Linked DNA regions of Homo sapiens: region 1 is linked to region 2. Evidence: read pairs that join two places in POLR2A ChIA-PET (ENCODE). Cell type or tissue: PC-9. All regions are shown on one strand. Each heading gives the region's core, and the rest is flanking DNA. Links, peaks and the distances in the headings are about the cores only. Region 1 overlaps APP (amyloid beta precursor protein). Region 2 overlaps APP (amyloid beta precursor protein).

The links. ChIA-PET counts read pairs that join two places held together with the same protein. Peaks named below come from ENCODE experiments on the same cell type or tissue, not always from the same donor. Only the 100,000 strongest peaks of a DNase experiment are listed, where the experiment ranks them.
Region 1: POLR2A ChIA-PET joins it to region 2 with 5 read pairs; 3 of 35 experiments call an interaction of 5 or more read pairs at or near these places.

The regions. Positions count from the first base shown.
Region 1 is chr21:25,961,665-25,964,588 of GRCh38, forward strand. The region is part of intron 11 of APP (amyloid beta precursor protein); the gene reads right to left. Among named protein-coding and RNA genes, the nearest start is that of APP, 210 kb to the right of the region's middle. In PC-9, for the core only: no CTCF peak of the experiment used is centred there; a DNase peak (open chromatin) is centred at 1,767; H3K27ac peaks cover 1,734 bases.
Region 2 is chr21:26,147,314-26,150,237 of GRCh38, forward strand. All of the region lies in intron 1 of APP (amyloid beta precursor protein), which reads right to left. LOC124900466 (a long non-coding RNA gene) reads right to left here. Exons shown (of 2, transcript XR_007067829.1): 1 at 1,824-2,924. Among named protein-coding and RNA genes, the nearest start is that of APP, 22 kb to the right of the region's middle. RefSeq lists an enhancer at 1,623-2,192. In PC-9, for the core only: no CTCF peak of the experiment used is centred there; no DNase peak of the experiment used is centred there; H3K27ac peaks cover 1,197 bases.

The DNA of each region.
Region 1 (2,924 bases), core at 298-2,797, 190 kb before region 2:
TTTATTATGCTAAGACAAAGATGAATTTCTTAAAATTTTAATTAAAAACACAGAAACCTTCATACAGGAATGGTAGGGAAAAACCCCTCTGTTATCTCTATAGAAACATATTCTCTTAAAGTAATTGCTATTACTATTGTCACAATATTCATACTTAAGACGGGTTATTCATATGATCAGAAAAACAAAAGAATTCAGTGGCTCACGAAAAGGATATTGATAAAGAGAGTTTAAGAAACATTTTTTTTTTTTAACCTGCAGGCATATAATCCGGATCACCCTCATGTCTTTAAATCTTCTGTTACTAGCAATAATTTTTCTGTGTATTAATACTACAGTCTGGTTATATTGGCATTAGATGGCTAATCTCATTATTAAAATATATGGCAAAGAACAGAGGAAGAGATCTGTCCCAGGAGGACTAATTATACCGAATCCTATTTATTGTCACTACTGTTTCTGAAACAGTGTTTAGCTCATAATTATGTGCTGTCTGTTTGCAACTGATGTGACATTTTTTAATTTGTACTAAACTCACCTCACAATCACACTGCCTTTTAAAAAATCATTCAAAATAATTTATTAAAGGATTAAGAACAGGCACCACCGAAATGGCTTAGACATCATTTACAGCAAGAGGAAAGAGAAACATAAGATTTACATTTTAGAACATTACTCATTTTCCTCTCTGGAAACAAGAGCGTAATGTATTTCTACCTCTAGGCACAGTTCCTGCCACAATTTGGTTGCTAATAAATATTTGTTAATTAAATTAATGAGTAACTTGCAGCTAGATACAATTTCAGAAATAGGCCCAGTAGTGCAGAATATCCTTCATAGTCTTCAAGTAGAAAACAAACACCTCTCTACTCAGAATAGTGGCCTTCCCAATTTTCACCGAAATACTGACATTAATAAACCTACTTGATGTATCTATATAGTGTGCTTGGGTACTTTAGAAAGTAGTTTTAACTGGGAACTCTTCCCAGAAAATATTTAATGGACTTCATAGCGTGCACAAACTCGTCTCAAAGAGAAGATTCATTTCATTAATTTCAAAACATCTCACATATTGTGTTCTTATAGTTTGATGTCAAATTGATGTAGGTAATATTGAAGAAAATTTAATGGCCTTTCCTGATAAAAGCTAACACGGTTTTGGAGATGGAGTCTCACTCTGTCGCCCAGGCTGGAGTGCAGTGGTGCACCTCCACCTCAACTCACTGCAACCTCCACCTCCTGGGTTCAAGCAATTCTCTTGCCCCAGCCTCTTGAGTTCAGCTGGGATTACAGGCGTGCACCCTCACACCGACCTAATTTTTGTATTTTTAGTAGAGAAGGGTTTCACTATGTTGGATAGGCTGGTCTCAAACTCCTGACCTCAGGTGATCCACCTGCCTCGGCCTCCCAAAGTGCTGGGATTACAGGCGTGAGCCACCGCCCCTGGTGCTAGTACATTTTTTATTGATTTCCCCATTTCTTAGACGTATTTACTTTTTCATTTTTCTTTTATACGATTTCTCAAATTTGGTGTTGCTGGGACTTGGGAAAAGTCTCATACATTTGACTAATGGCAGGATGACTCAATGCCAGTCACGTCTGAATATGTAGCTTATTACTTGACAGTTCACGTGGGAAGTGTATTAAAATTATTAAGTCCTATTGTCCCACTCCACAGCTTTATGCTTGATCTAGAAATCTGGCATCTTATCATAATAGACACTTGTGCCCTAAACCCGTTTCTTATGGAAGGCAGTGAAGTGTCAAGAGCGTTTAAAAGCCCTGGGCATAATCCTGCCAAGAAGGAAGTAAATGACTCACTGTACGGGAATCACCCCAACCTTTCCAGGTCACAGAAAACCCTCTCCTGGAGCATTAAATTGCACCCTGGTGGTTTCCAAAACTGAACAAAGCAATTCTCTCCTGCTTTCATAAATAGGTTCAGAACTATTATTTTCACAGTTTTACACCCTGGATTTCAAGAAATCTTGAGCATATAAAATGTAGAAAATTTCCGTGTGCAGGTTTAAAAATCACACTTTAGAGAGTTAAGTCTCTCTGTGCTTGAGATGATCTTAGTTAAACGTAATATTTGGGGAAACTGCCATGGGGACCTCTGAATCACCACCTTTATTGTCTTTAATGCCAGGAGTTGAGCTGAATTTTTAAAGTCTCCTGCAAAATTTATCCACCTTCCTTTCTTCAGAAAGGCAAACAAATGATCTTTGTAGTTTAAGGTGAGTATAAAAGGGCAAATGATAATCCCATGCCAAGGTGGACACAGAAGTCTTGAATGAAGCAATGGAGAAAATGGCAGTAGATTCTCACACTCTCCCCCTTTGGTGTTTCTTAAGTTTTAACAATATGGATCCATTAGATGGAAGGATATTGAACAACTAATCTCTATTAATCCACTTAGTTCATAAGGCCAGAGCAAAACTTTTGTTTATGGCCAAGGAGTTATCCCAATGTTCCTTCCCAGGGTATCCGGTTTGCTGATGCGGCTCTGATTTTGTACTGAACATGACGCAGGAGCATCTAGGAGTCATCTATCATCTGTTCTCTCCTTCCCGTGGAAGCAGATCACTTCCTCATAGGGATGTGTCACCAAAGCCTCCATGTACTTCCTCTAACAATCTTTCTCCTCTTACGGAGGAAGACATCTTCCTACTTCACAATTTTGTCTCAACTTTCAATGAATCCTTTTGATTTTCTAATTATGGCTAACAAAAGCTAAAACAACAGAAATTGCAGAAAGAGGAGAAAAATTAACTCCAATTTGCAGACGGAATAGGAGGAATCCCTTTATTAAATCACTTGCTCCTAGTTACAGGTTATAAAGATGGCAAACCTGGGAAGTAAAGACAAGAGTTTATGTTATAAAAGGTAGAAAATAGGAGTGGTTTTAATTCTCTCATCACTTA
Region 2 (2,924 bases), core at 213-2,712:
ATTCACTTGACATGCTGATAGCATATAATGTTAAAGAATTCTTCTCTCAGTGTAAAAAATATTTAGCTACTGTGGAAGGTCAAACTGCTAAAACCGACTGGTGTAACATTTGAATGCTGCCCTTTATATAAGCTTTATTTTTATAAATAAGCATCTGACTAGAAAGTCAGTAAAAGAGCATGATATAATCAGTCTGAAGCCCAGTGTTTTAAATATAATACACTAATTTTAGACCCAAGTATTTTAGTTTTGCTTTATTGTCTACAGTTTCTTAAGAAGATGTAACTTAAAAGAAAAAAAAAATCTTTTAAATGGCTCAATCAATTTATTAGAAATAAGCGGCAAAGAGCATCTGTTCCCACAGAGCAACTGTTAAGTTAATCCCCATTAAGTCGGCCTCAAAGCACTTGGATGCAGCTACAGGATGTGGGTGTGATAGGATCACACAGGCGAACACCTGATAGGGCCTTACACACACCGGGCTAATCAGAACATCAAAAAAAAAACCTGAAGTCTCTTGGAAGGACTGAAAAATCCAATCCCTCCCCAACCCCCCCAAAAAAACCTCCCAAAACAGACTATTCCATTCAATTCAGATTTTGTGAATTAATGAAATTTAAGAGCCACCTGAAACCACCAAAGATACACAGTGATTTTCTCCCGAATCTAAGGTCCAAATGACACAGGTAGAAAAATGCACTGATAAAATGTTAACAAAAATGCATGTCTAATACTTAGAGCTACGTGTGAGCAGGTTTTAGGAGAAGGATATTGATTCTCCCTGAGGCATGAGCATTACCCACCATTTCAGGAAGCCTCTGCAAGTGGAGAAGCCACAAACCCCTTCAAAAAGATCTCTCAATTACCCACTTCCCAGTCCCCTCTGATATGTGGTAAACAATTATTTCAATGAGGTTGGCAGAGATTTTTCAAAGCTAGCAGGCAGGCATTTTGCAGCTACCTCCAGCTGGTCCAAGCAGCCAAGGCTGTCACCAGTGCCTGGTCACCGCTGAAAACACAAGGAGGGGCAGGACTAGGGCAGGAGAGTAGATGGAGAGAGCTGTGTCCCGAACCAACATTCTTGAGATTCCTTTGCTAGTGTTTTTTCTTCAGGGTTCACTGAGAAGAGGAAGGTCAGATGGGGAGGGACAAAACCCAAGGAAATGAGGCTCATTTCAAACTCTAACAACTTGATCACAAACAAAATGTATGTAGAATTACAAATAAGTTATTCTGTTTTCAGGCATCAAAAATGTTATCAATGAAATGTTGAGATGCTAAAGCAGTGAAATGTGAAACGAAGCAGTGTCACAGGCAACTGGGCCTCTCCCCTGGCCCATCCCAGGAGGGATGAAGGGTGGCTGATATGAACTCTAAGGATTATTCTGAAGGGGCCAACAAATGTTACAAAGAGGCTCAAAAATAAAAATCAGAACCATTTTTCCCTCATTCATCCAGGGCCTACTCCTGGCCATGTTCTGTGCTTTGCACTTTATTCAATTTAATTCAATTTTTCTCCTAAGCAATCTATTTAGATACTTTGTAGATGTGGAAATTGGTTTAGGGAAGCTTACATCATTTTCTTGCAGTCATATTTCTAGTAAATTGAAAGAGTTGTGACTCAGATCCAAGGTCTGAATGACTCCAACATCCACACTCAGAACTTCCTTCACTTGGGATTGAGAAAAAGGGAAATAATGGAATTGGGAGGGGGAGAGAAGACACCAAGTAGAGATATCAGCATTCAGAACTTCCTGCAGGAGAGGGTGAAAGAAGCTGGCAGCCAGGAACTGAGGGCCTTACTGATTACTTTAGTATCTTACCAATCAATTGCATTCCAAGGCTTGCTTACTTAGGAGGCTGACTGCTTAGTCCAAGAAGAAACACTGGCTGAACTCTTTGACTTATTTTGCTGGAGGCAGAGAAGATAAGTGGTTAAGAGTAAAGACAATGAAAACATAGTTTAAACCCAGTCCACTGGCCAGCTCCCTCCCAGCTGGGGATAACAGTAGGTACCTCACAGGCTGCTGAAAAGAAAAAATTAAGTGAAAGCACTTTTCAACAAGGCCTGGTTCATAGAATGAGCTACATACAGTACCTGGTAATTAGTATTACTATTGCCACAACCAAGGAGGCCTCTCAGCAAACTATTTTTACATATGCCAGAAATACAGTTATTTTTTCCAGACTAATAAATCACAAACAATATGGCACGGTTGACCGCCAGGTTACTGATGCAATTTCTTTTCACTGGAACCAAAAAACAAAACCACCACCAAATCTGAACTAAGTATAATACAATAATTCTCCCTGTCTTAAATTTTAAAATACAGAAGAAAAGATGAATTGCTGTATACTCTAAACGCTCTTTTAAATGTTTGGAGTACAGAATGTCTTTCATGAAATCATCTTGATTAAAATGTACATTCTTTTCCAAGAAGGGAGTAAACTGAGTATGGAAGACCCTCACCATTAGTTTTTATAAATGATTGATCAATGGGAATCGTCACTGAAAAATTGCATACAATTTTTGGAATGAATGCAAATTGATGGAATGTTTGTAAGCTCATGTGCTTCTTCCAACACCCCAGCATGCTCCCACCTCACAGCCTTTACACTGTATTGTTCTCTCCAGGTTTAATACTTGTAGAAAAGGGGAAAAAAACCTTTTTTCTCTACCCTGTTAGGTTCAGCACATGAGGCCTTGCCAATTAAACTGACGAGACAGATTCGCAGGGGAAAAAACACAAATTTTATTTAATGTTATTATTTTTACATGAGGGAGGGGAGAGGAGGGAGCTCCACAGAAAAGCAAAAACCCAAAAGAAGCAGTTAGGCCTGAGAGCATACACACCATTTTAACAAAGAGCAATAAACTGTGGAGAAGTCACAAGACAAAGGAGAGGGGATTAGGGCTTCCAGGG